2 separate regions of the Homo sapiens genome follow, and region 2 is linked to region 1. A link is a loop called in an ENCODE intact Hi-C map of the cell type or tissue named here. Cell type or tissue: heart left ventricle. All regions are shown on one strand. Links, peaks and the distances in the headings refer to the core of each region. The heading gives the core; the rest is flanking DNA.

Region 1 (16,233 bases), core at 6,589-14,588:
TTTCCCATTGCTCTGAGAATAAAATCCAGACTCCTCATGATGGTGTACAAAGTTCTGCATAATCAGGACCTGCCAGTTCACCAGTCTCCGTCTTGCCCACTTTGCTCCAGCCAAAAAGGCCTACTCTCTCTTCTTCACACATAACAGAGAACTTCTTGGCTTTGGGCCTTTGAAGTTTTTTTCGCTGTGCCTGGAATACTTTTCCTTTAGTCTTCACTTAGCTCACTTATTCTCAAACTCTGTGTTCAATGCACTTGTCACCTCCTTAGAGGGGACCTCCCCAACCACACTATCTAAAGTTGGATTCCTTCATCAAATTAACCTGGCATTTACAATTGTCCTGCTATCCCATGAGGCAAAAACCAGAGTTTCTTGTCTACCGTTTTATCCCAAGGGCCTAGCACAAGGCCCAGCACATACATAGGAACTCAATAAACACCTGTTGATTGATTGAAGGAAGGAAAGAAAGAGAGGAAGGTGGAGGGAAAAAGGAAGAAATAAAAAGTCTGTCTTCCTTCTCTCCCAAAATAGCATTGCTTCTCCTCCCGTCACTTAAAGCCTTGCTCCATTTGCTCTGTTAGTCCATTGGTCTATCCTGGCACCAATATCAGTCTTAATTATGGCAGCTTTAAATATATCTGTGTCTGTAAATCAAGTAATCCACCTAATTTACTTCAAGAATATCTTGGCCTGCACACTTTCATATTCACTTTAGAATTATCTTGCCAAGTTACATACCCACATACACACAAAACTGCTATTGTTTTTCCCATTAGGGACTGCTGTAATTGATAGGTCAATTTGGGAAGACTTATAATCTTTACATAATTCAGTCTTCTGATCTATGAAGATAGTATACGCTGTATACCAGTCTTTCAATAAAGTTTAAAAATGTTTCCATGAGGTTTTTATAATTTTCTCCATAGGATCTTGCATATCTTCTTAAATGTTCTTTTCTGGCATTTTTGGCTAGCATTTTGATATTTAACATTTTTGTATCTAGAAATGTCTCTTATTAATTCTAATAATTTATCTATACAATGTTTTAAATTTTCTAACATAATCACATCATGTGAAAATAACAATGAGTTTAATTTCTTCTTTTCTTTCTTTTTTTTTTTTTTTTTTTTGAGACAGAGTCTCGCTCTGTCACCCAGGCTAGAGTGCAGTGGCGTGATCTCGGCTCATTGCCAGCTCCACCTCCCGGGTTCACGCCATTCTCCTGCCTCAGCCTCCTGAGTAGCTGGGACTACAGGCACCCACCACCATGCCTGGCTAATTCTTTGTATTTTTAGTAGAGACGGGGTTTCACCGTGTTAGCCAGGATGGTCTCGATCTCCTGACCTCATGATCTGCCTGCCTTGGCCTCCTAAAGTGCTGGGATTACAGGCATGAGCCACCCACGCCCAGCCTAATTTCTTCTTTTCTAATCCTTATGCCATTAGGTTCTTTTTACTAGATCACTGTGCTAGTTAGGACATCCAGTACACTGTTGAAAAGAAGTGTTAATAACAGGTATCTTTATCAATTTTCTGATCCCAAAAAGAATCCTTTCAATATTTCACCACCTCTAACAATTGTGGCAGGCTTTTTTTAAAGATAAGAAATCTTTATCAGTTCAGGAAGTTCTCTTTTATCAAGAATATTTATCATGAATGGATGTTTAATTTTATCAGACAATTATTCTACATGTATTGAGATAATCATGTATTTTCTCCTTCAATCTGTTAAAGTGGTGAATTATATTAATTGATTTTCTAATGTTAAATCAACTTTACATTCCCAGCTCAAACCTAGCTTGATCGTGATGCATTTTTTAATACATTGGAAGATTTAGTTTGCTAAAAATTTGCTTAAGATTTTTTTATCCATATCAATGAGTAATATTTGATCTATAATTTTCCTGACTTTCATTGTCCTTGCCAGGTTTTGGTATCAAGGTTCCAAGATTATGCCATTTTTTTTTTAAAGCCAAGGGGGCCAGGTGGGGTGGCTCACGCCTGTAATCCCAGAATTTTGGGAGGCCAAGGTGGGAGGATTGCTTGAGGACAGGAGTTGGAGACCAGCCTGGCCAACAGGAGAAAACCCCATCTCTACTAAAAATATATAAATTAGCTGGGTGTGGTGGCACACACCTGTAATCCCAGCTACTCAGGAGGGTGAGGCATGAGAATTGCTTGAATCCCAGAGACAGAGGTTGCAGTGAGCTGAGATCATGCCACTGCACTCCAGCCTGGGCAACAGAGCGAGACTCCGTCTCATTGAAAACAATAAAAAGAAGGCCAGGGGCAGTGGTTAATGCCTGTAATCCCAGCACTGTTGGAGGCGCAGGCAGGCGGATCACCTGAGGTCGGGAGTTCGAGACCAGCCTGACCAACATGGAGAAGACCCATCTCTACCAAAAATACAAAATTAGCCAGGTGTGATGGTGCATACTTTTAATCCCAGCTACTTGGGAGGCTGAGGGAGGAGAATTGCTTGAACCCGGGAGGCGGAGGTTGCGGTGAGCTGAGATTGCACCATTGCACTCCAGCCTGGGCAACAAGGGCAAAACTCCATCTCAAAAATAAATAAATAAATAAATAAATTTTAAATTTAAAAAAGAAAAGGAAAGAAATTAGCTGGGCATGATGGCACGTGTCTGTAGTCTCAGCTATTTGGGAGGCTGAGGTGGGAGGATGACTTGAGCCCAGGAGGTCGTGGCTGCAGAAATTACAGCATAAATTAACTCTCCATTAGTTAACTTAATCAAAGCCAAAAGTTAGCTAAAATCTTTAACCTTCCTCCAAGACAACTTTTCATTCCAGATATCCTTTCCCAATTTATTGTAATGATAAGTATTTTAATTTTATCTTGTTTATAAAAATTTTTATTAATCAATGAAAAATAAAGCTACCTATTATACAGACAATCTCTAAAACTGAGTAACTGACCCCAATAAAGGTTTATTTCTCACTCGTATCATAGCCTAATGCAAGCCAGACAGCTCTAGGTGGGACTCCAAGAAGTGACTTTGCCATGCCTGAAGGAGGCCAATATAACTTCAAAGTTTGCCTCCTGCTTGTGGGAAAATGGAAAGCCAAGGTTTGTTTTAAGGTTTAAACAGTGAAAGGCTTTTTCAGTCAGGGATTTTGATTTATTTCACAATACAATTACTTCAAAAACTTAGATGGCTTCAGACCTCTCATTGCCACACAAAGTGCTTTCTTTGACAAAGTTCTCAATTGTTCTTTATTTCTTTGCTTTCCTTTCCCCATGCCTTTCTCTTGCACAAGAAACAGTGGCTACACCATTACTACAAGCTTTGCTAAGAGTTGTTTCATTTAATTGGAAAATTTAACTAGTCTTCAACATTTGAAGACTTAATCCCATTGCTCACTGCCTGGAATCTAGAAGCAGTACAGTTCCCTAAATCGTCAAGGCTCTAAACTTCTGGATTATATTTTCTTTTATTCTTATAAACCAGCTAAATCTTTCCTGAGCTAATCTCTTTCTTGTACTGTCTTGACCAACATAGCCAATTACAACTGACCCACAATACTAAGGTTTAATAAACCCTTCCCCTAGGGTTGCTGGTTCATGAGGCTCGTGCTCTGCCTCAAAATTTTTGCCAGCAATATTTTTGTCACTGAATAACATAGATTGACATTCCAAGCCTTCTCCTATCAGCTTCCTTGTTGCCCACCACATGATCATTAAGCCAGTGCCACATAGTTGATGCTTTTGAAAAGGCAATACCTTTTTTCAATGAAGCAATTTCTCCATTACTCAAGATAAGTACAACTAGCTGCAGTGATACCCTCTAAATCTGTGAGTTAACATAATAGAGATGTATGTCTCACAGCACATTCAGTGCTTGTTGGGAAGCTCTCCTGGGAGTGTCTACTTCAAGTAGCGCCTCAAGGATCTAGGATTATCCCATATCGTGATGTCACCATCTTCAGTTAGTGACCTTTATGGTGAACATGAAAGGGAAAGAAAAAGTTCAGGGGGTTTAAGGCTATGCCTAAAAGTCATGTATATTACTTCTGTCTCCATCTCCATTCCACCAGACAGAACCCACTAACATGACCCCAACTATTTGCAAGCAAAACTGGAAAACAGTCTTCCGTTGTGTCTGGGAGGAGAAAAGTGAATGGAGACTATATGACCAGTCTCTTCCACATCTCACAAGACATTGTTGTTGTGTCCACTCAATGTTTATTTAGATTCACTCTCATGCTTAGCACTTTCTTGCTCTTTATACCTTTGTTATAGAGCCAGTGGGGGCTCACTGCCCAATGCTCTAGAAGCCAATACTATGACTTTGGAAGCCAAGACGAGGACACCAGGCTTTTGAGAAAAGAAAAGCTTAATACTGCAAGCTGGCTGGCAAGAAGACAGGAGGTCAAGCTCAGATCTGTCTCCCTGTGCTGTCTTCAAGGCAGTATTTTTATTAGAAAATGTTTAGTGGGTGGATACCGGGATTTGCAGGTGATTGGTGGAAGGAAAGGGGAGGTTTGGAGAGTCCATGGGCCTGCACAGTTATCTCTTCATGCTTACTCATGGGTTGCATATGCAAATCTGGGGGGAGTTAGTATGCAATATGAAGTGGAAATTCAGTCCATGACGTCAGCAAGCTCATTCTGCACAAACTCCAGTCGGCCATCCTGGTTCCAATTGATTTCAGCCTGTTTTTTCATCATCACACAAGGGGAGGGAGTTTCAGTGTCTCAGCAAGTTGTTTCTTTACCTATCTGCTATCCTAAAAACTCAAGAATTTTTGTAAGTTACTGATTTCTTACTCTTTGGAACACAGTTTGAGTTTCAGATTTTCAGTGAGTTATTTCTTATCTGGTATCCTGTAAGCCTAAAAATTTAGTTATTGATTTCTTCAACCCTTTGGAGCACAGTTTCACATTCTTGTATATTACACATTACATATTACTTCTGGGATCACTTTCTATCTACCTGAAGTACCTCCTTTAGAATTTCTTTTAGTAAGTGCCTTCTGGCCATAACCTCTTTGTTTATCTGAAATTTGCTCTTCAGTTTGCCCGTGTCTTTGAGAGACATTTCTTATGAATGTAAAATTCTAGTTGATACTTTATCTTCCTTCAGTGAAGATAGTATTCCAACAATTAGCCTCCATTGTTGCTAATGAGCAGTCAGCTTTCAATTTAACTGTTATTCCTTCCTTTCTGGATGCTTTTTAAATCTTCTATCCATCTTTGGTGTTCTGCAGTTTCACTGTAATATGTCTAGGTGTGGACTTCTTTCCATTTATAATGCTTAAGATATACTGACTTCTTGAATCTTTAGTTTTGTAATTTTCTTCAATTCTGGAAAGTTCCCAGACATGATGTGGGCAGTCATAGCCTCCACGCCATTCTATTTTTTCTCCTTCTGGACTTTGGTTAGATAGATGTTAAACTCTCTCATTCTATCCTCTATGTCTCTTACACTATTTTGTTATTTTTCATCTTATGTCTCTCTAGGTTACATTCTGAATAATTTATTCTGATATATCCTCAGTTCACTAATTCTCTCCCAAACTGTGTCAAATCTGATGCAAACCTTCTTCATAATATTTTTAATTTTAAGTATTATATTTTTCATTTCTAAGAGTGTATTTTTCACAACTTGTTATTGTTATCTATAGTTTTTTTATTCTCTGCACATAGTTTCAAGTTATTATTTTATTTCTTTAACATATTATATCTAATTATACTGTTATCTCTGACTAATAATTCTATCATCTGAAGAAATGGAATGACTATTTCCACATCTGTGGTTTCTTCAAGATCTCATTCACTCTTGATGACTCATTCCTTCTGTTTTTGTTTGTTTTTTTACTGCAACTCTTAAACAATTTTTGAGGGAATAGTTTGAAACCTGAGATAAAGGCAGGTTCCTCCAGAGGTATTTGCATTTAATTCTGCAGAGCACTTTGTAGAATTGCTCTAAATTAAATTCTCAACTTAAAATACCTAGGTAGTGTGAATTCCAGATAAAATCCTATATGAGCACCACTTTGTTGTTTCAAATGCTCAGCGTCAATTTTCCTCCTGTAGCTGGTACCTAACACCAGCCATTCAATTTTCCTTGCATTCTCCTGGGATTGTTTGTGGTTCATCCTTACATGAAGGGTATAGCTCTTTGGGATCTAGTCTTAAAGCAGGGAGAAATTCCTGCTAGGCTTACAACCTTCGGCAGGCCATGGACTACGTTTCCTGCTCCCCATACTAGTTACTAATGCTCAGTTTTTATTTGTGTTTATCAGCTGCCTCTGTGACCAGTCCACAGAGTTGTTGTTTTAAGCTCTGCTTCCCATATGAGGAGAGTAACTTCCAGATTGGGTGTAAGGTGAACGTGGACCCGCTCTCCCCCATCACATAAAGAGGTGCATACAGCACTTACTGTATAACAGGATTAAACCTCCTCCCGTGGGATTTACTCACGGATATGGGTGATAAAATTGTAGCTACACTGTTGTGTTCAGCATTGCATCCTAGCACCTAAGCCACAGCCTGGCTCTTAGTAGGTGCTCCATAAACACACCTTGACTGACAGACTGACAGTTGAGCTCAGATTTTTTTTCCTGACAAATTAGAGAACCATACAAATATATTTTAAAACACATACATTTTTATGCTTGATGATTTTGCTGTCTTGTGGGACTTAGCATATTTGAGTTTACAGTGAAGACTTTTGAGACTTCATCTTTTCTCAGTAACTAAACCATTGGTTCCATGAGAGCAAGAGCCCACACACCTCTCTTCATACACCTCATAGGCTAGCACACTGCCATGCACCTGCACGGCTGGAGTTCTGGGGGGTAGGTTCGTTGGTCAATTAAATCAACTTATGAATGCTGAGTCCATGAAATCATGGACATTTGCAGTTTCAAAGCTGGTGGGAGCAACAGATGTTGTCCACTGCCCCAAGATGAGAAATGCCCTAAGAGATGTTTTGCCAATACCTATCGAATGCAGTGGGTCATCCCCTACCCGAAGGAGGCTGGTCTCTCTTCAGTCATAAATAAGCTTGTTCTCACTTATTTGTGAGCCCCATCACACCCACCCCACCTCCACAGAAGAGGCCCATATTCAGGAGGGATCAGGCCTGTGGCTATAGAACAGAGTACAGATCGCAAGGCCACCACCCCAGTAGAAGACCCTGACTCAGCCACAGTCAATGAAGCACATTGATACTTATGAACCATAGAAGGCAGATCATATTTTTGAGTAATTTATAGCATAGGAAGAAAGGTCTCCAAAAGCAGTGTCCAGAAAACGCCCTGGTTTAATGGGATGAGAGGCCTTGTGTTTTTCCCAGATCTTTGGTTTCCAGGCAAAACTTTAGATGAAAGGTAATGAGCACAGCTACCAAAACCTGACGGTCTCTGTTTCTCTGCAGCTGCGCGTATTCAAGCTGGCCAAATCCTGGCCCACCTTAAACACACTCATCAAGATCATCGGAAACTCAGTGGGGGCACTGGGGAACCTCACCATCATCCTGGCCATCATTGTCTTTGTCTTTGCTCTGGTTGGCAAGCAGCTCCTAGGGGAAAACTACCGTAACAACCGAAAAAATATCTCCGCGCCCCATGAAGACTGGCCCCGCTGGCACATGCACGACTTCTTCCACTCTTTCCTCATTGTCTTCCGTATCCTCTGTGGAGAGTGGATTGAGAACATGTGGGCCTGCATGGAAGTTGGCCAAAAATCCATATGCCTCATCCTTTTCTTGACGGTGATGGTGCTAGGGAACCTGGTGGTGAGTGGTGAACCCTGCTGGGGGCACTGTCTCCTGGGGAAAGGAGAAGGCTTCTGGGTTATCTGAAAAAGCTTTGATCTGCATTTTTATGCCCAGATTGTACTTCTCTGGTTGAAAAGTCTTCAAACTTTTCAAATTCATGTGGGATTCATTACAAGAAGTGTGCCTTGGGAGGCAGTCTGACTTGCAGGAATGAGAACATATGATTAGAAAAGAAAGACCTGGTGTAGAATCTCTGCTCCACCATTTACTAGGTGGGTGACCCCAGGCAAGAGACTTAATCTCCTCAAGATCTAATTTCCTTAAAATCAAGAAAATAATGCTTACTCATGGGTTTACTGGGAGAATTAAATGACAGGAGATGACATATGCAAATTGCCTAATGCAATGTCTGGGCTGAGGCAGGAACTCAATAAACGGTGTCTATTAGCTGTTAAAGGAAAAATGTCCTTCCCCAATCTGAGGGGGCTCAGAAAACATTTTTATTCAGGGAAGTAAGAGCTGACTGATTTCTCCAAGCTGCACAGGTCCTAGCTGGGAGCAGGGGGAGAGGCTGCAGGGAGGGGGCACAATGGGTCACGGACAACATCCAAGGCCACAGAAATAATAACAAAATCTACTCCATGTTTGGAGGAAGCCCCTCTGGAGACTCACTTGCCAATAAGCCCCAATACCCCTTCTCCGCCCCAGCCTGGCCCCCTGCCCTCAGCTTGTCTCCACCCACTCTGGTCATGGTGGGGTCCTTGCCCTCCTGGGACTGACTGGTTGTGTGGGAGGATGCAGTCTTCCAGAAGCCCCTTTCTTATTGCCCTGGACATCAACCAACTTGGGTTCTTTCCTCATGAGTTTTATAGACAGAAGAAAGCTAAACCAAGAAAAGGGAAGCAACAACAAATCCAGACTCTTTAGTCTTTTCCACCCTGGTGCCTGAGCCAGGGATGCCTCTGCCTGCATCCCAGAAACTCTGTTCTTCCAGGCTGAGCCCACCATCCCTGCAGAGCCACAGATGCCCCTCACCCTCAGACAGGAAGTTTACCCCTCTGAGCACTTTTACATTTCTCATATCATTTTGTCTTCACAACCGCTCTTCATCTGCTCTCAAGTGAAGAACTGGAAGCAGCAAGATGTGCCCAGGATTCCAGAGTCAGGAACAGAGCCCAGGGCTTTGGCACATGAGGGTGGTTGCAGGAAGGGCTGGTGCCTTCTCTCTGTTGTCCCTAAATGTCCCTCTGCTCAGCGGGGGGCTCCTCCTTTATGGTGGAAAATATGCTTCCAAGCCTCGTCCACTGAGGCGGGTCACTCCAGGACATCCCCAAACTTTCCCTCAACTGCTCTCAGAAAGTCCATTCCCCCAAAAGGGACAGCATCCCGGGTGGGCAGGAAGAGGCCCAGGCCGTGGCTGTCTTGCCAGCCAGCTGCTAACCCGGTAGGCCAATGTGGGGCTCAGCTTAGAGATTGATCAATCTTCCCTTCCATTCCTTCTCTTCAGGTGCTTAACCTGTTCATCGCCCTGCTATTGAACTCTTTCAGTGCTGACAACCTCACAGCCCCGGAGGACGATGGGGAGGTGAACAACCTGCAGGTGGCCCTGGCACGGATCCAGGTCTTTGGCCATCGTACCAAACAGGCTCTTTGCAGCTTCTTCAGCAGGTCCTGCCCATTCCCCCAGCCCAAGGCAGAGCCTGAGCTGGTGGTGAAACTCCCACTCTCCAGCTCCAAGGCTGAGAACCACATTGCTGCCAACACTGCCAGGGGGAGCTCTGGAGGGCTCCAAGCTCCCAGAGGCCCCAGGGATGAGCACAGTGACTTCATCGCTAATCCGACTGTGTGGGTCTCTGTGCCCATTGCTGAGGGTGAATCTGATCTTGATGACTTGGAGGATGATGGTGGGGAAGATGCTCAGAGCTTCCAGCAGGAAGTGATCCCCAAAGGACAGGTAAGAGTTATCCCCAAGGGACAGCCACAGGCAGTGGGGAGGGGCTTCAGGGCTTGAGTGACAAAGGGCAAAAGGGAAATGCAGAGGAGACCTTGACATAAAGAAGTTTAAACCATGCCAAGCTTTCCAGAGGAGTTGGCGTTTGAGCAGGGCCTGGAAGAAAAAGTCAGAATTCCCCAGGCAGACAAACAGGGAGTGGGGGGCAGCAGGTGAGCAAAAGGCCACCTTGAGGTGCTTGGGGATTGTCTTTCACACAGCTGTCCCATGCGCTCTGCCCAACCCAGGCTCTGTGCATGAGATGCTAATGAGATTTCTCTAAGAACAGGATGTTGTCCAAGAGCAAGGCTCATCTAATCTTTACCAGCATCCTAAGAAGTCCTGATTCTTATGTGACTCATTTAGCCAGCTTTTCCCCACAAGTGGTATCACAGGGAAATGACACGCTCCTTTTGGCACCAACTAATTTAAAGCACATTTGAGCCATTTGATAATATATATTTTTAAATACTTGGCACTATTCCTTACTACCTTAAGCTGGTATATCAACCCTCGCTAACCTCTTCTCAGTAACTCAGGGCATTCACCTCTGCCCAACGTGGGAAGGCAGGGAACCCTGTGAGGCCTCAGGAACATGCAGGGCTGCTGGCCAGGTTACTAAGTGGTCCAGAAAAGCTGTGCTTTGAGTCTGTAGCTCTCCCATAGCCTTCTTCCCTGCAGTCGTCACTTGTGTTCCAGCAGCTGCTGTTATCAGCTGCCATATTTTACATGCCTTTGTCTAGGTAACAGCAGAGAGCATGAACTCTGTGACAGCTGTCTGCCACTCAGAAGCATTTTCAGTTACTTTGGGGCTCTTAGGGAGCTCCAGGTGGCCAAGTTCCCTACAATTTTGACCTCTGGACAAATAACAATGGTCATGGCTAAAATCTATTGAGCCAAGCACTTCGTGCAAAGTGTTTTACAAGCGCTAACATATTTAGTCATCAAAACAGCTGAATGATGCAGATCTAGCCTTTTCAATTTTGAAGCTGGGAAAAATGAAGATTAGAGAGGTTAAACAACTTGCCTAAGGTCACACATCTTATAATTAATGGAGCCCAAGGATAAAACATAGGTCTATCTAGCTATAGTCTTCATGCTCACTTCACACACGTGTATGTATATATGTATGTACATGAGTTGCATATATGAAACTCTTGGCTCTGGCAGCCTGTGATGTGCAAGATCCCTTCAAATTTAGAACTGGTCATCTAAGGGTGGGGCCAGGCACCCAGTTGGGACCCTCTCTCACTAGCAGGAGCAGCTGCAGCAAGTCGAGAGGTGTGGGGACCACCTGACACCCAGGAGCCCAGGCACTGGAACATCTTCTGAGGACCTGGCTCCATCCCTGGGTGAGACGTGGAAAGATGAGTCTGTTCCTCAGGTCCCTGCTGAGGTAGGTATGTCAGCTTCCTGGAGAGGTTGGACAGCCAGCCAGACACTGAGCAGTGGGCTGGTAGAGGCTGGAGGGTGGCGGTGAAGGTGGGGTATTCCAGACTGCACTCAATCACATAACCTCATTTCTTATCCTGGGAATTTTTAAAGTCCCTCCCAACCTCCGGCTAATCCGCACAATTTCAACTTTCACCATATACCATTGCCACAATCTCACTCCAGGGTGGTTCTAGGTATAGAAAGAAAGAGTGAGACTCCACAAGCTGTGGGACCTAAGATCAGTTCCCAAACCTCTCTGAGCCGCCATTTATTCATCTATGAAACTGAATGGTAATGCCTACTTGGTAGGATTATTTTGAAGCTTAAATGAGATGCTGCTTGTCAAATGTTTAGGTCCTGCCTGAGACAAAGTAAGTGCCCAGGAAATGACAGCCAAGAAAAAAGGAAACGAAAGACAACGCACAAAGAAAGTCAAATATCTTTCAGAGCCAGCAAATAAGAGTTGGAGGTGCTCACAGATGAAGAAGTTTTCCCTTGTGATTCTCCCCCACTTTCTTTTGTCCACATCATTTTCTCTAGGCAAAAGTAGCCTGGGGCTAGGGAGAGGCTCTCTATAGGTGAGTAGTGAAGTGACAGCCTCACAGAGACTGAGCTGGAAGATTAGAGGTTTAGGATTGTCTTATACAAGGTAAAAATAAATGTGGTTTCACTTACAAATCTTGAAGGAAACAAGCTATAGGGAAAGAGGCATCTATAAAAGTTTAGCATCTTTAATAACACTGCCTTCAATTCAAGAATTTAATTTGACACCTAGCCACTGAGTGCTGACTTTGTGACAGGCACTGGGCTCAACAGAGATAAGGAAGTCATAATTCATCCCCAAAGTTATCAAGCCCTTCAGCTTGAAGAATGTCAGCTACTGGCTGTGTGCCCTAGGCAAGGCTGACCACAGCAGGGTAAGATAAGAGGGAGGGCTGGGACGGGATTTGGGGGCTGTGGGTGAACAGAAGCCGCTTGGTTCCCACTGGGTGAGGGCTGTCACATTCTGCACGTGGATGTCATGCTTCTTCCCAAATGTTCCAAGGACTCCCCTGGCTAGTTGTCCCTACTCAATGTTTTCAGTACACAACTTCTGGGTGTTGGTTTTTTGTTTTTGTTTTCTTGTCCATGACCCCGGCTAGGCAGGAGGGGCCTGACAGCGACAAATGGGGACCCGCCCCACCATTTGGGTCCATTAGCAAAGCTATCAGGTTTACTAATATGAGAGCAACTTCAACCCCTAATTGAATTCATCTGGAGACATTATAGGGCTGGAGCTGCCAGGAGGGCAGCAGGCCCCTGCAGCATTACTCCATGATTAAATATTCAAGCCCAGTGAATGCTGAGAGTCGTTATGGGTGTAATTACGGTGTCTCGGGCCATTGCCAGCACTCCATCAGGGGCCCCGAAGGTTTACAGTCTCACACAGCTAAGCCTCTGGGGCTCCAGGGAGAAGAGCAGTGTTCCAGGCCTCAGCTGGCGAGGCACCAAACATGGGTGCAGTTGAACCTGCAGTGACCGTGTGCAATTCCCCGGGCCCCGCGGAGAGACGAGTTCACTGCCCTGGGCTTCTCCCCTGCAGGGAGTGGACGACACAAGCTCCTCTGAGGGCAGCACGGTGGACTGCCTAGATCCTGAGGAAATCCTGAGGAAGATCCCTGAGCTGGCAGATGACCTGGAAGAACCAGATGACTGCTTCACAGAAGGTGAAGGGACAGCCACAGGCCCCCTCACACTGATGTTAATTAGGGCCAGAATCCAGTTGAGCGAACACTCACCTGGGATCCACAGAAGACAAACAAGCTGTGCCCACTTGCTGCCTCACTCCCAGGCTTGAGGGCGCCCGCATCAGACACACATGCCCCAGGTGGCAGCAGCCTGGCCGTGGTATCTGCATCTCATGCCCTATCAGACACTACGGAGAGACGTGGGCCTTCCTCTTTACCCTCAAAAACCCCTCCGTGAGTTCTAAACCAGCCCTCTTGAGTTGAAAGGGGGAAACGTAGTCACCACCATAAACACCACTGAAAACTCTTGATTTGGACCATGAAGGACCCAGAGGAAGGCCATGATGTATCTGCTTCCCTCAATCTTTTGTTTAGCTCTCAAAAGCAGAACCTGTGTCTTAGTCATCTTTCCTCTCAGTGTTTAGAACAGTGAGGCACATTACATTCTCAATAAATATTTGTGCAATGAATGAATCAAGAGTCCATTCTATAAAGGGAATTGTGGCCTCAATGCTTTCTAAAAATACAAAGAAAAATTTTTTAAATACTTGAGTTTTTATTAATAGTTTTATTTGACCCTGGGCTGGGCTGAGCTGGGCTGGACCCAATCCCCATCCCAGCCACGTCGTGGCCCTCAGTTCAGCTTGGGCTTGGAGCATATCCCCCTCAGGCACCCCCAGGCTCATACGCCGTAGCTTGTCTGTTTTCCAGGTATAGGTGGGCAGAAGGACAGGGACCACTGGTGTCATCTGTAAGAAGGATATGGCTAGGAAAAACATCAGAGTGGGCAAGACTGATGATGGAGAGGAACACCTGTTGGTCTGGATTGAGGGACTCCCTGGAAGGGACCCCTCTTCACCCATATTCCAGGAAAGAATTTTTTTCCAAGGGCATGACAAGTGGGTTTCCTAGCAGAATGGTTTCTCTGCAGCAGGAGCAGAAATTATCCCCTTTGCCCACTGGCCATCACCCACCATCAGTCACCTCTCCCCACAGGATGCATTCGCCACTGTCCCTGCTGCAAACTGGATACCACCAAGAGTCCATGGGATGTGGGCTGGCAGGTGCGCAAGACTTGCTACCGTATCGTGGAGCACAGCTGGTTTGAGAGCTTCATCATCTTCATGATCCTGCTCAGCAGTGGATCTCTGGTAAGGGGAGGCATAGTCCCTGCCCCCAAATCCTCCAGATAGGAATCTCCTACAATCCAAAGGCCCTGGAGCTGCATCAGTGGGTTCTCCTGACTACTGAGCTGAAAGTCCCCAACCTTGTCACTAGAAGGAGAGCTGCAGCCCAGGGCGAGGGCCCCTCTTAGCAGCAGAGCATGGGAGGTGTTCAAGGTGCCCGTGCCATGGCCTGCCAAACCTGGCTGCAAGCATTTGAGTGAGTGAGTGTATGCCTCCCACTATATAGATGGGGAAACTGACACTCAAAATGTTTAAAAGGCTTGTCCAAGGTCACCCAACTTGTCAGTAGCAAAACCCAGCTTTGCCCTTATTTAATCCCGAAGCCCCTGGCTTCCCACCCTCTGACCTCCCCAACACACGGCCTTCTCTGAAGGCCTACAATACAAAAAGGACTATCTTTCCTTATCAAACCACTTCCAAATGCTACTAATTACTCCTTTAAAGCTCACAGAAAATCATTACAATAGCACTTCTCAAAATTTAATCTCCCAGGAGCTTGTTCAAATGCAGATTCTCATTCCATAAATCTGTGGCAGGGCCTGAGAATTTGCATTTCTAACAAGCTCCCAGGTGATGCTTGCACTGCCCTCAGTGACCCACACTTTGAATAACAAGGCCTTATGGGAATAGAGATTCAGAGTTGGGAGACATCTCTAAGGCCCTGGCTGAATACTGGGCTTTGTAGAGCAAAGAAGGAAGGTTCTCTCTGTACTGTGGCTTAAGCTCCTTACACAATCTCAACTACTCCGCCAATAGACCAAGGTAGACATAGACACAGGAAGGAACTTAACATCCTCAGTTGTTTGCATTTTCTAAATGAGGAAGTCAAAGCCCAAAGGCATGAGGGGCTTCAGGTAATTAGTTGAAGGGCTGGGAATAGAGAGTTCAGGGTGGCAGCTAATTAGTTGAAGGGCTAGGACTACAGTCCCGCTCTTCCGATTCACGGCTGCAGTGTTTTCACTCATCTTGCGCCTCATGTGTCATTTACTCTCTAAAAACAACCTACTAAATATCTAGGCCTCCATCTAAATGCCAGATTGTCCAGGAAGGGTGACAAAACTGCTCGGTGCATGGCCTCAGCTTTAGGGAGGAGCACAGGTGCGGGACGAGGCAGGATCTGAGAGGTGGGAGGAAAACTAGGGTGGCAATGACGCAAAGCCAAGGGAGAAGAGAGTTTCGGGGCAGGGACTGGTCTGCCATCCTGGGTGGAGGGGGAACTGTGTGACAGCGGCTGCAGGTGCCCAGTGCCCTGGCACAGGGCAGTGATTGTCCACACGGACCTCAGCACAGTGTAGAGGCCAAATTGCAGGGGCAAGAGAGGGCTGGGCAGTGCTTTCTCCACACCTATGCTCTTCTCCTTCCAGTCCTGCTGGATTAAAGTAATAACCACATGTGCTGTTGGCCAGGTGCTCTCCTCACTACGTCATTGGCTTGTGGGCCTTCTCTCCTCATTTTGCTTCTCTGCTCTCCCTTGCTCCCTCCCTTCTCTCTCTAGCCCCCTTCTCTTCACACCCCGGTCCACCCCCCACATTCCCAGGAGGAAGCTCAGACCTGCAGCACTGCGCCAGCCCAGCCCGCCCCCTGCAGCTCTCCCTTCCCTCCCATCTCCTTCCCCTGGGACTGAACAGGCTGGCACCAAATTTAGCCTTCTTTAGGCTTTCACTTTGAGTACCTTTTAAAAATAACATGCATTTTCATCTGACAAAGTAAAGTACCAAAAAAATACTTGGAAATTATAGAAAAAGGTAAAGAAAAAAAAATCATCCATTTCCCTATCACTCAAAGAGAAACTCACTTGAAAACATGCTGGTATACCTCTTTCTCATCTTGCTTATGCATAAAATATACACATATTACAAAAATAAAACCACATTTATGCATTCTATAACCTCAGTACATTTTTCTCAGTAAATAGTCTCATATTATCTCATTTAATGGCTATAACATATTCCTTTATAATTTACTCAACCAATCTCTATGTTTACTTCTAATACACATTGAATATTCCCTGTGTGTACTCCCTTAGAGACGTTGGATAATCTCCCATCTTAGTCCTCGTCCTAGACACAGAATCGGAAGCTGAGAAAAGATGTGGGTTCAGTTGAAATCCGGCTTCAGCTGATCCCATGGAAAGCCCTGAAGCACAAAGGACACC
Region 2 (13,292 bases), core at 3,897-11,896, 190 kb after region 1:
TGTTTTTATCTCTTGGGTAAAGACCTAGGAATTGAATTTCAGAGTTATATTAATAGTGTATGTTTAACTTTATATGAAATTGTCAAAATGTTTTCCAAAGCATTTGTTTGCTTTTCAATCAGCAATGAGAGTTCCAGTTGCTGTATATCCATGCCAGCATTTATTATTTCCAGCCTTATTTTTCCTTTAACTTTAGCCATTTGAGTAGGTGTATCTTGTAATTTTAATTTGGGTTTCCCTGATGACTAATGATGTTGAGCATGTCTTTTTCTTCTTTAAGAGATGGGGTTTCACTCTGTCACCCAGGCTGGAGTGCAGTGGCACAATCATAGCTCACTGTAACCTTGAACTCCCAGACTCAAGCGATCCTCCCACCTGAGGCTCCTGAGTAGCTGGGACTACAGGCATGAGCTATTTAAAAAAAAAATGTTGTAGAGATGGGGGTGTTGCTATGTTGCCCAAGCTCGTCTCAAACTCCTGGGCTCAAGCAGTCCTCCTGCCTCGGCCTCCCAAAGTGCTAGGATTATAGGCATGCACCACCGTGCCCATAATGTGAGCATCTTTCCATGTGCTTATTGGCTATTCCTCTATCTTCTTTGGTGAAATGTCTGCCACTGTTTTAAAGAGCTCTCAACAATGCTTATACGCTTACATCATCATTGGAAGGAGCAAGCCTCCCTGTGTGTGATAAACTTCCACTGCTCTGACACAGGCTTTCTGTGTGATCTGGGGAAACTGACCTCACTGTTCCAGTCTCTGTTCCCTTGTCTGTAAAATGGGGAAAATAACAACAGCTGCTTCCCAGGGTAGTGTGAGGACTATGAAAATTAAGATTTGTAAAGAATTTACAATGATCCCTCAAATATAGTAAGCACTTAATAAATGTCTAGTATGATGACAGTGATGATGATTACTAACCCCTACGTGACTCGTTCATGTCAATCCTATTTCCCTCTTAAAGCCCAATGTTTTCATCTATAAATGGTTGTGGAAGAGGGTGGGGGCTGAACAATCTCTAAGTCCTGTCCACAGTAGCATCCCTGAGTTCTAGAATCGCTCTGTTTATGGACACACCCTTACAGGTCCCTTTCCCCTCCCAGGGCACGTCCAGCAGCCACCCACCTACGGGACTCTAGAGTTACACACACAAGGCAACAGGAAGCTCACCTCCAACTCCTGCCTTCCAGAAATGGCCTAGGGCCCAACTCCTTAATCACCCATAAGAAGGACCATGAGAAACTGAAAGGATCAGGGGAGATGCAGAAGTCAGAGGCAGAGCTGGGAAGGGCAGGTGACACCAGGCAAGACCAATAGACAGTGGGAAGCTGGGGAGAGCAGTGTGGCCTTGCAGGGCTGCATCTCCTGCCCCCACGGTGGCTCCGCATGCTCTCCCACTCCAGCCCTCTACCTCCCACTAGGCAGCTCCACAGGTCTGCGGGCCCAGCCCTCCAGCAGCCCTGCCTTCATCCCTCCCTGACTCTGGGGGAAAGCTGGGCCCCCCAAGGGAAGCGTCTCAAGTCCTTGAGCCCCTCCCTTTGGGGCAGTGGGGTGGGAAGGAGGACAGGAATGTTGGGAAATCAGTGCACACAGATCTGGGGCTGGTGCCAAGGTGCCACAGGGAGCGAGGAGGAGGTGATGAGAGAAGGGCACGGCAGCTCAGCAGGGCCCAGGCTGCAGGCAGGGCAGGAGGGCTGGTGGGGATGTGACTCGGGGAGTGGACAGGGCTGGGAGGCTGGGAGAGGAAGGGGTTATAGAGGTTAGAGGCCAGAGATTTCTGAAAGACCAGATCAGGGAGAAGAGGAGGTCCCAAGCGGCCAGGGTGCAGGAAGGGTGAGGAAGATGAGAGCAAGGAGCAAGGGCGCGGCTGGGGGAGACGAACCTCTGGTCCTCCCAGCCTCCCAGGCCTTCACTTCCACTAAGCATACTCTTCATACTCATTGTCACCCTCTTGATTGCGGGCAGCCCTGCCCAGCCTTCCCAGCTACCAGCCCCCACCAGGACTCTCTTGGCACCCCAGCCACCCAGTGTCCTCCTCCCTTCCAGGCCAGCCACCACCTCCATGCTGCCCTCACCACCCACCTGCTGCAAGGCCCCCATCACAGAGCCTCCCAAAGCCAATTTCTCTGCTCCCACACCCCAGCTGAAACCCACCCAGCCCCAAGCATAGGATCACTATAAAGCCACACATCTGCCTTCTGCCAGCCCTACCTGCCACCCTTTCTCTCCTGTGGACACACTGACATTTGAAGGATCAATGAATACTGAGCAGCAGGGCCAGATGAGAGGCTCCAGAACCAGAGGGTCCCCTTCCTCACTCACTCACTCCCATCAAGTGAGATCAGCCTACATAGGGACCAGCTGGGGAAACCGAGGCGTCTGTCCACTCTTTGTTTAGCAACCACACATTGAGCATCTTATAGATAAAACCAGACAAGGTCCCTGTCCTCATGTAGCTCACAATCAAGTTAGGAAAACAGGTATTCACCTCCAAATCCACAAACAAGGCTGTTTATAGTTACAAAACTATATGGCGGGGTAGGGGAGTACAAAGTGCAATGAGGGAGAATAACCAGTCAGGTGATCTCTATAGGGAGAGATGAGGGTGGCTTGGACCAGGATGGGGATAGTAGAGAATGAGAAGCTTGGGAGCTATTTCGGATGCAAAATTGGTAGATGGAGCGCTCAGAAGTGGGAGAGGAGGTGTCTCTGGTCTCTGGCTAGGAGAGCCATGAAAGTGCCATAAGAGGCTTCCTCAGATCACCTCCCAGGCAGCCCCTCAGGCCTCCTACGTCTGCCCCACAGAGCCCTCGGCAAGCAAAATGGATGACCATTTGGGGACCTATTCTAAGAATGAATCCCAGGTCCCATCCACCCAGATCCTGCCTCCTACAGCTACCATGAGGAGCCAAGCTGTAAACAAGAGCAAGTTCCCAATACCTGTTGAGGCAGCACCCACACGTCGCTGGTGATGGTGAAGACACTGGCGTCTCTGGTATCTGTGAATGCAGCTGTTTGAACTTTCCCTTGGGCACAGAGCACAAAGGTGCCCTCAATCCACTTTTAATTTCTTCTGTTAACCAATCAAGAATTTACATGACACGTCCAGTCCCTCCCTTTAGGGATTTTCACTTTCTGAGGTTTTTGTTTGTTTGTTTTTTCGTGTTTAAAAAAAAAAAACAAAAAAAAACACACAAAAAAACAAGGAAAATAGGGATTGTGGGTCTGACCAGCACTACCACATCACTATTGAGGACACTCATAGCGTCCTCACAGGGACAGTATCACTCCTCAAAGTCAACTGGAGCCCAGGGGCCCCCCACTGTGACTCATATCTAGGTGGCAGTCCCTGGCCAGGAGCACAGGCACAATGTCAGCATGGCAGAGTCTCCAGAGCTCCCAGCAGTTAGCCTCACACTATGCTAAGGACAGCCTTACCCCAGGAAACACAGGTGGGTTCTTGTTGTAAGCCCCGGGCACCACCCTAGACTCAGGTGTTCCTCATATTAATCTCATTTCAGAAGCCCCATGGCCCAGCGCCTTTATTGTGGCCACCTCACTTCATCCCAACAAATTCTCTTCACTTCAAATCCCAGGAGCAGCAGTTGGATAGTGTTTTCTTCCCTCACAGAGATTCTGGGCTCCCTCTGTCAACTGATGCGCTTCCTCCAGGGACCAGCTTTGCATACCAGAGATCTCAGGGAGAGGAGGCTTTGGATCTAGTCTCAAAACAATAAACTAACTCCAGGTGGGGGACCAAGGCCACTCATTCTTCACCCTACATTTACATAACTAAGAAAGCTATTTAAGTGGCTTTCATTGAACTCCAGTTATTTCATTTTAAACTGTCTCTGTGACTTGTGGACACAGAGAGTGGACTTCACCAGGCACTTAAATCCTCCTCGTTGGTCCCCAGAGCCTTGAAGAGGCTTATCTGGAGAACAGACCTCCCACAGCACCCTATCCCAGCCTCCACACAGGCTCTGCTCTGAGTGCTTTTCAGGCAGGGAAAAGGAACACGTCCAGGTGGAAATCTTCCAAATGTGTCTTCCCCAATCACCCTGTCACCAGATTGTTCTCAGCAAAAACTTTCTCATAAATTGTCTTTGCCTTTGGCTTTTCACACACAAAGGTCACATAGTTGTCTGCCTCTGGTATCACACGTGTAGCTGCAGAAGTGGTTTCAGAGGTTCCCACAGCTGGAATCTCCAGAGGAATTTTGATCAAGAAAAGGGAAATGAGGTCATGATGAAGAGGGAAAGGGAGGAAAGAGAAAGTGGGGAAGACCTGGAGAGCTAGAGGGGGAGAGGGGAGTCTCTACCTAGGTCATCTGGCTCCTTTCCCCCTTTCCATCCCTAAGCCACACTTTCTTCAGTGGCGCCCTCACCATTGTATCCAAATGAATGGATAATAAAAAGGACCAACTGGAAGCAATAACACACCATATGAATGAGCACCTACAGCACCCAAATCTTGGTTTCTAAATATCATTCTCCATTAAAAGGAACCAGGGCTCCTTGATGAAATGGCTGATTCAGGGCTAGAGCCAGGAAAACACCAGAAAACCTGGAACATCTTATTGTGCCAGAAAGCAAAAAAGTGCTTAAAGACGGATGAAGATAAATGTCAAAAGACACAGGAGCCAGTATGAATGGGCCAACTAGTAAGTTTAGAAGTAATGATGGTGTAAAAAATTATTAGTGGGCAAAAACTAGTGGGTATAAGTTTGATGAGGAATATAGTCTCAAACTATCTCCCCACAATTACTTATTACTTAGAAAGAGAAAATAGTAATTCTACAGGAGGGGGAACAGACACCACTTAAACTAAGTGATCAAAGATAATATCACTAACAAGTGGAAAAGTTGACATAATGTGCCTCCTGATGTAAGACTCTGAGAAAGACACATCACCTTCAGCAATCATCCCCAAAACACATCACCTGAAAGTCATAATGAGGACGCATCCAACAGGATTTGAGCAACATCATTCTTCAAATAACTGGCCTGCACGCTTCAAAATTGTCAAATTCAAGAAACACAAAGAAAGGCTGAGGAACTCTCCCAGATTAAAGGAGGTGAAAGAGACATGGAAACTGAATACAATGAGTGGCCCTGGAACAGGAAAAAGAAATAGAAATAGGCCAGGCTTGGTAGTTCACGCCTGTACTTTGGGAGGCAGAGGTGGGTGAATCATCTGAGGCCAGGGGTTCGAGACCAGCCTGGCCAACATGGTGAAACCCCATCTCTACTAAAAATATAAAAATTAGCTGGTTGTGGTGGTGCATGCCTGTAATCCCAGCTACTTGGGAGGCTGAGGCAGGAGAATCGCTTGAACCCAGAAGGCAGAGGTTGCAATGAGCCAGGATCACACCACTGCACTCCAGCCTGGGCAGCAGAGTAAGACTCCATCTCAAAAAAGAAAGAAAGAAAGAAAGAAATAGAAAGAAAGAAGATATGATGAGACAACTGATGAAATATACACGTGGACTGTGGATTCAATAACAGTATTAGACCAATGTTAGATTTTCTGATTTTAATAACTATACTATGGTTTTGTAAGAGAATATCCTTGTCCTTACCAAAACACACAAGTATTTAGGGCAAAAAAGGCATGATGTATTCAACTTATTCTCACGTGACTCTGAAAAAAATATGTGTGTGCATGTGCGTATGTGTATATATACTATATATGGTAGATACGAATACAGAGTACATCATAAGCACACACATATATATGAGGAAAGAGAGAATGATAAAATAAATGTGCAAAATATAAACAATTGCTGAATCTGCATAAAGGGCATATGGGAATTTCTTGCAACTTTTCCGTATCTAAGTTTGAAATTATATTAAAATAAAATTTACAAAAATATTACTAATGGCCAATAATTACATTGTACCCGATACGGTTTAAAACACGTTACTTATTTTAGCTCATTTGGTACTTATAACAGTTCTACAAGGTATATGGTATTATCTATCATCCATGTTGTCATCTTCATTTTACAGATGGGGAAACCAAGGCACAGGGCAGTTACGCTACTTGCTGTAGCTCCCCCACCTGGTTAAGATGGCAAAGATATGACCCCAGGCTAATAAGCCTGGCTCAAGTCTGTGCTCTCAGGATGCTCTGATGCCTCCTAAGCTATGCAGAGGCTGAGAATGGAACCCATAGACAGGAATGCACACAGGAGGACAGGCACACCCTTCCCCACAGACACATACAGTGGGACTGCCCGGAGCAGTATGGATGCAGCCTGCTAATCAAAATAGTCTTCAGATCTGAACACAGAAGAGAGCCTTTTAGAGCATGGAAGGAAGTTCAGAGTTCAGTGCCATAGAGCCTAGGGGCTAGACACCTGGGCCAAGACCCTCCACCCTGAAGGGTTTCCTATAGCCTCTGGCTTGGTCCTATTTGTCTTCTCCTTCCCCTTCCCTAGAGCTCCAAGTTTCTGTCTCTCTTTCTCCAAGACTTTTCCGTTCCCTCCACCCCATCCCAGTGAATCCAGAAATAAGAGGTTTCTGGCACAGCCTTCTGGTGAACAGTGGCCTTAGAGGAAAGAGGTGGGCCCAGACACAGAAATGGCCCAAAAGCTAGGGAGCTGGAGGGGGAAGACTGGAAGCTGATGGTCACAGCGATAGAGGAGATGGGGTGAGGAGAGGAGACAAAAGGATCAGCCATTGAAGTTTGCCCAGTGATAAGAAGCACTGTGTGTGCCAGGCCCCAGCATCAGCAGTCACTGCAGGAACGGGCCTGATGGGGGTGGGAGGTGGTCATCCTCCTTGGCACTTTGCCAGAAAGGACTGAGGGAGGTCTGTCTCCTACCATCTCTGAGAAGGCTGAGGCCACATGGAGCAGAAACAAATCTCCAAGCCAGGGACTGTCAGGGAGGGTGCCTGGTTGCTAGGGCCTGTCTAGTCTGACAGGGCAATGGGGGTTGGGGGAAAAAGATGCTGACGTCTGAATTCAGAAGTGGAGTGGACCCCCACCATCACCCTCCCTGCCGAAGGGCCTGTCACAAGGCGGCCGTGGCTCACACCCGCTTATCAGCACTGGGGTGTGGAGAGGGTGTCGCAGACGGGAGATAGGGCTGGGACAGGGCTGTCCACACCAGCCCTGCTCTGCCTCCCTCATTCACACCTCATCAGAGGCCCTCGGCCCACTCTGCCCCTGCGGCCTCCAGCCCGCCCCACTGTGCCTCTTCTGCAAACCACCGCAGCAGGCTGCCTTGCTCCAAGGATTGCTCTGCCCTGGACAATTAAGAGACACCAAAGAGGAGGGATGCTGGACACTGTCTAGCCCCAACCCCTCACTTTACAGATAAAGGAACTGAAGAGTGAGGAGCGGCTACTTAACTAAGATCCTATCGCAGGTACACCGAGGAGCCAGAAGTAGAAGGCAGGTTCTCACCCCAGACCAGAACATGAAAGAGTATGAGCCTCAGCTGGGGAACCCCTGAGAGCAGGGTTCCAAGGGCCATAGTGAAGGAGGAGTGAGGGGCACATTTATCCCTGAGGAGGGCCAGTCTGTTCCTATTCTAGCCTCATGCAGGGAGAGAGAGCACAATCAAATCATATCATCCTGGGCTCCACCTGCCTTGGATAAGACCCCCCAGGGCAGGGCTCTTCCATCTCTGCCCCCAGACTAGCTCTCTTCCATCTGTGTCTGAATGGTGATGGGTGGCGAGGGGTCAAAGGCTCTCTCTGAAGTGGTGGGCAGAGTAGGGGCACAGAGCACATCAATCAAGAGGCTAGTGGGAGAAGCCAGGGTCCCTTCATGTGTGCAGGGAGGGAACCAAAACATCATCCTGTCTGGTGGTCTAAGAAGGAGCCAGTTGGGCCCCGGTTGCACCAAGACCTCAAAGGTGCTAGGGAGGCTCAGCAAACTTAAGGTCACTGCCTGTCACTGCCCCCACCCCTGCAGCCTTGAAGGACATTTGGGTAGATCTTTCTATCCGGGCATCACCAGAGGTAGGACATTTCATCCTGTGCCTGTGGAGTAACTGGGGCTGGAGGAGGGAGAGGATGGGAATAATTCTGAGATCCTGGTTGGGGGTAGGTAAGGGGGTGGGGCTTCACACCTGCACACAGCTGGAAGACCTAATTTTAGCTCTGCTTCTCCGAGGGTCAAACACACAAAAGCCCTTGCTCAGCGCACTCTGACTGCCACCTCCACGCTTCCATCTTCCCACCAGGGTGACTGCCTCAGACCACAGACGAGACTGCAGAGCCTAACATAGGGTGCCCGGGGAAAGTGCCCTGGGAGTTCAGGCATGAGTTCAGCAATGCTCAGTACCCGGGTGTTATTCAAGACCCAGGCTTGATCACAGCCACATAGCAGGACCCAGGTCTCCACCCTTCTGTGTCCCTGCGCCCCCTGCCCAAGTGAAATGAGCACATTAGGACTCAAGCAGGATAAGCTCCACGTTTCTGACTTGCTGCATAACTCCAAAACATCTCTTGAGTGTCACTCACTATTTGCAAAACCCTGCAGGGGCCTCAGAAAAGAATCAACTCCATTATCCTCCTGCCTCTAAAGAGTTAGCAGGGCACTGTAGGGCTGAAATGGGTAAATGCATGAATGACCGAATTAGAAAGCAACATGGATGAAGCTGGAAACCATCATTCTCAGCAAACTATCGCAAGGACAAAAAAACCAAACACCGCATGTTCTCACTCATAGGTGGGAATCGAACAATGAGAACACTTGGACACAGGAAGGGGAACATCACACCCCAGGGCCTGTTGTGGGGTGGGGGGAGGGGGGAGGGATAGCATTAGGAGATACACCTAATGTAAATGACAAGTTAATGGGTGCAGCACACCAACATGGCACATGTATACATATGTAACAAACCTGCACGTTGTGCACATGTACCCTAGAACTTAAAGTATAATAAAAAATATATATATATATTAAAAAAAAGAAAGCAAATGAAAATAACTGCAACAACCTTGAGGGGGGAGTTGAGGGTAAACATTAGATTGGAAACTGGAAAATCTTGGTAAGTTCCTAGAGTTTGTTGCTTCGTTTGTGAAATGGGATGAATCGCGCCGATTCAAATGGTGGACTGCATAAGCTCTAACTGGAAAGCGCTCTGCAAACTGTAAAGCACGGATATGCTCAAAGGGCTGGTTGCAACACATCACAGTCTTAGGATTTGAGAAGAGATTGAACCACTTCCACCACCTCAGGTTAACACCATACTGAGGCCCGGCTCTGTCCTTCACTCTCTCAGATCAGGATGACTTTCATCAGACACCAATAATCATTCTCAAGAATTCACAGTAACTGGCTACCATTTATTAAGAGCTTACCAAACTGCACATGTTATCTTATTCAATCCTCAACCAATCCTGCAGGTCCTTCTCAACCTGCTTGCAGGTGAGGAACCTGATTCAGAAGGATGAAGTCAGTTGTCCTCAACTGTCCCGCACTGACAAGTGGAAAGATGATTATGTGGGACCCCAAGTTTCCCCAGCAGCCTCCCTGCCCACTGCTGGCATCCAAACATTGGCCCAGTCATGCCATGTAGACCCAGAGATGCGGCAGGCACTCTCCCTATCCCAGAGTGACTCACAGGCAAATTGTGATGGAGACTTATTTCTCCATAATGCAATCAATTCAGTGTTTTTCCTTCTAAAGAAACAGAAATGGGCTCAGTGACTTGGCTCAAGCCCATAATCCCAGCACTTAGGGAGGCCAAAGTGAGAGTATTGCTTGAGGCCAGGAGTTCAAGACCAGCCTGGGCAACACGGCGAGAACTCATCTCCAGAAAAAAAAAGTTTTTAATTAGCCAGGCATGCTGGTACATGCCTGTAGTCCTAGCTACTCAGAAGGCTGAGGCAGGAGGATTGCTTGAGCCCAGGAGTACAAGGTTAGAGTGAACTGCAATTGCACCACTGCACTCCAGCCTGGGTGAGAAAGTGAGACCCTGTCTCTATAAGTAAACAAACAAACAAACAAACAGGAATGAACTTAATAGAAAACATCAGAGCACATTATCACACGAAACTTGCTGGGTATGTGAAGTGGGTTGCCATGTAAAGTGAGTTTTCTACCAGAGGGATCTTCCATGGCTCTGTCTTGTTCAATGCTTTTAACAAACGCATTGAAGGCTTGTTTATTCAATCTGCTATCTCAAAGCTCGGATGCATAGCTAACCATGTCAGATGGCCAAATCGGGATCATCAAGAATGTGAACTCACTTGAAGATGGGTAGAAACTGTAACACGATGAAATCCTAACAGTTGGGCACACATAAAATCTCACATTTGTGCTCCAAAAATTGGCTCTGTAAGTGCATAACGGGAAAGTGATTTGACAGCAGATCGATCATGTGAAAAAGACCTGAGGCAGTTAGTTGGACCGAGTTCCACAGGAAGCAATGGTATATAGTGTGAAAAGTGGAGCGTCCCTGAGAAGAGCGGTCAATCCCCTGGACTCAGTTCAGCACTGCTATCACTGCGTCCTGAATGCTTTGCTCAGATGTGGCTGCCACATCATGAAGGCATAAAAAATCATGATGGTGAAGGGCCTGAAATTCATGAGCACCTGAGCGTGACATGAGATGCCACATGTCTTTATAAGCTGCATATCTCAAAAGGACTATCAGGTGAAAGGAGGTGCCAGCCAGTTCTGTGTGGCCTGGAATGGCAGTTTGGGCCTGTCATTGATGGGTAGGAATTACAAGGGAAGGTTTCAACTTCATCTTATGAAGATCTACTATAAAGAAAATTGCATAGCTGGGGGCCCAAAGGGATAGGAGAACATACTCCCTTAGAGATATTCGGAAGCTCAAAGACCACTTATCTGACAAAGGACTCCTGTCTAGTGGCTATATGTATTGGGAGAGGGTGGAGGTATAGTAGAGGGCCAGTCTGGCTTGAAACCCTGGTTTATCAGCAGAATCATCAGTGTTACTTGTTTAGAAAATATAAATTCCAGGCTGGCGTGGTGGCTCACGCCTGTAATCCCAGCACTTTGGGAGGCCAAGGTGGGCGGATCACTTGAGGCCAGTTCAAGACCAGCCTAGCCAACATGGTGAAACTCCATCTCTACTAAAAATATATATAAATTAGCCAGGTGTGGTGGCACACACCTGTAGTCCCAGCTACTCAGGAGGCTGAGACAGGAGAATCGCTTGAGCCCGGGTGGCACAGGTGGCAGTATGCTGAGATCGCGCCACTGCACTCCAGCCTGGGTGACAGAGCAAGACTCTCTCTCAAAAAAAGAGAATACTGATTCCAACGTCACACCAAATCTACAGAATCAAAACCTCAAGAAGAGTTAGAGAATCTATTTTTTGAGGCAGATTATTCTAGATTGAGACTAGTTATAACAACATGAACTTTGAGTGAAACCTATATTTAGGGAAAAAATTGCATAAACAACATTTTGGAACACCTGGGCCAATTTTAATAGGAATTGTTTATTAGATGATATCAAATTCTGGTAATTTTCTTAGATGTGATATTTTAAAATTATAATAAAATTTAAAATTATATTAAAAAATAAGAATGTTCTTATTCTTAGGTAATATAAGCTGAAGTATTAGAAAGGTGAAGTGTCATGCCTATAATTTACTTTTTTTAAAAAAAACAGCAAATTGCTTTTAATAATTTGGAAAAAAGAGAAAGCAAACGAGACAAAATTTGGGGGGAGGGGCAATCATTGCACTCTTCTTTCAACTTTTCTGTAGGCTTGAAATTTCTCAAAACAAAGTTTAGGGGAACATTATTAAGCTGTTAGGCTATTCTGATGTGAGCCAAACATGAGACCCACTGGACAAGATAACCTCTGCTATTCCATCCAGCCTGAGTGCCTGGTGCCTGATGTCTGAGGCTGACTGAGTTCTTTGTGGCTTACAGAGCTGCAAGTTCCATACTGGGGTGGTGCCACAGCTGAAACTAAGTCTTGCAGTGACACTAGGCCACAGTGACCCCTAGAGGTACTTGGCACACTCAGGGGCAGTCCACCCCTTGACCACAGTTGGCATGTTCAGGAGTAGGAAAGCCCATCGGCACCCCCACTGTCCTGAATTGCATGGGGCCTGTGTCAATGCAGTCCATCTTGCTTGGCCCTAATGACCTGAGGTTTGCTCCCTGAAGGTGGGGCTAGACTGGAAAAAGGAACACTGGATCCCCGATAGACAATCTCCAAGAAGGATGACATCCAGGAAAGCATCCCAGATGGAGGCTAGGCATGGAGACAGGCAGGAGCAGGAGTTTCACACCTGATGTGAGCCCAGCCCTGACCAAATCCATCAGAATGAACTATAGTGAGGATACAGAAGGCACTTGGAAGTGTGCCAGGACGGGGAAGGACACACAGAGTGAAGGTATGAAGGGGTGGGCAGGGAACAAACAGCACCCTGGGTGCAGGGTTAGGTTCAGGGATGGGCTGCTAATGGGAAGTTTGCGATTCACAGAGGTGATATCAATGACACTTATGTACTCACAAGGATGAGGCCAGGGGACACAGGTAGGTGACATGGTAACATTCAGAGTCATTCCAAGTATAGAACTCAGCCTAGAGTTCTAATCAAAGGTCTGAAGGAAAGACAAGTTTTCCATTGCTTGAAGGTCAAGGTGCAAGGGGCAGAAATATTTGCAGGTCTTTAATTAAGGGCTGACATCCAGTCTCCTAACCTTTGCAATTTGTTGTATGGCAACACACAACAATATTGGTGCAACAGCCTCAATTCAGGGACCACAGTTTGGAATTTCACAATAAAGATATCACTGAAGGTAGAGAGAAACTTGGGATGTGGGTTTCCAGCAGAAGAGCCTGTCCAGACTGGCACTTCCTCCACGGCTGCCTTTCCCTCAGACCAGGGACTGTCTGAGGGTAAAGAGAACAGAAGGGCAGAATCTCACGCTCAGCCTATGCTGCATCTGAGTCCAGGATGATCAACAGCCACATTGAGGGCTGAAGCGGTATGACAGGAGGAAAATTCTAACCTCTAACCAATTATTTACATTTCAAGTTTGTTTGGGGGAACTCTTGAAGAAAGTGTTGATACATTTCAAACACCACTGTTACACACTAACAAACTTTTTCAAAGGTTGTCTGATGTGCAAATCATATAAATAAATAAATAAATATAAATAAAAATGAGGACTGGCAGACTGCAACTTTGTATTACAAGCTCTTATCTCCATTTTCCACAATGACCAGGCAGCATCTTTCAAAAGAAATAAAAACCTAAGAAACTTCATTGATCTGTCCTTTTGCAGGTGGCGGTGAGGGCAGACAGGACGCCATGAAGGCCTCAGGCACACTATGAGAGT

What was found. Hi-C counts contacts between places; a loop is a spot of excess contacts. Peaks named below come from ENCODE experiments on the same cell type or tissue, not always from the same donor. Only the 100,000 strongest peaks of a DNase experiment are listed, where the experiment ranks them.
Region 2: it touches region 1 in a loop (2.6-fold over the local background); 6 of 110 quality-filtered maps call a loop at or near these places.

Annotation. Positions count from the first base shown.
Region 1 is chr3:38,720,067-38,736,299 of GRCh38, reverse strand. SCN10A (sodium voltage-gated channel alpha subunit 10) reads left to right here. Exons shown (of 28, transcript NM_006514.4): 16 at 7,399-7,758; 17 at 9,248-9,694; 18 at 10,986-11,126; 19 at 12,747-12,870; 20 at 13,888-14,042. Among named protein-coding and RNA genes, the nearest start is that of SCN5A, 78 kb to the right of the region's middle. RefSeq lists an enhancer at 9,384-14,164. In heart left ventricle, for the core only: no CTCF peak of the experiment used is centred there; DNase peaks (open chromatin) are centred at 10,325 and 12,087; H3K27ac peaks cover 3,163 bases.
Region 2 is chr3:38,527,298-38,540,589 of GRCh38, reverse strand. It overlaps the pseudogene RPL18AP7. Among named protein-coding and RNA genes, the nearest start is that of EXOG, 38 kb to the right of the region's middle. RefSeq lists an enhancer at 6,049-9,194. In heart left ventricle, for the core only: a CTCF peak has its summit at 11,783; a DNase peak (open chromatin) is centred at 7,079; H3K27ac peaks cover 4,185 bases.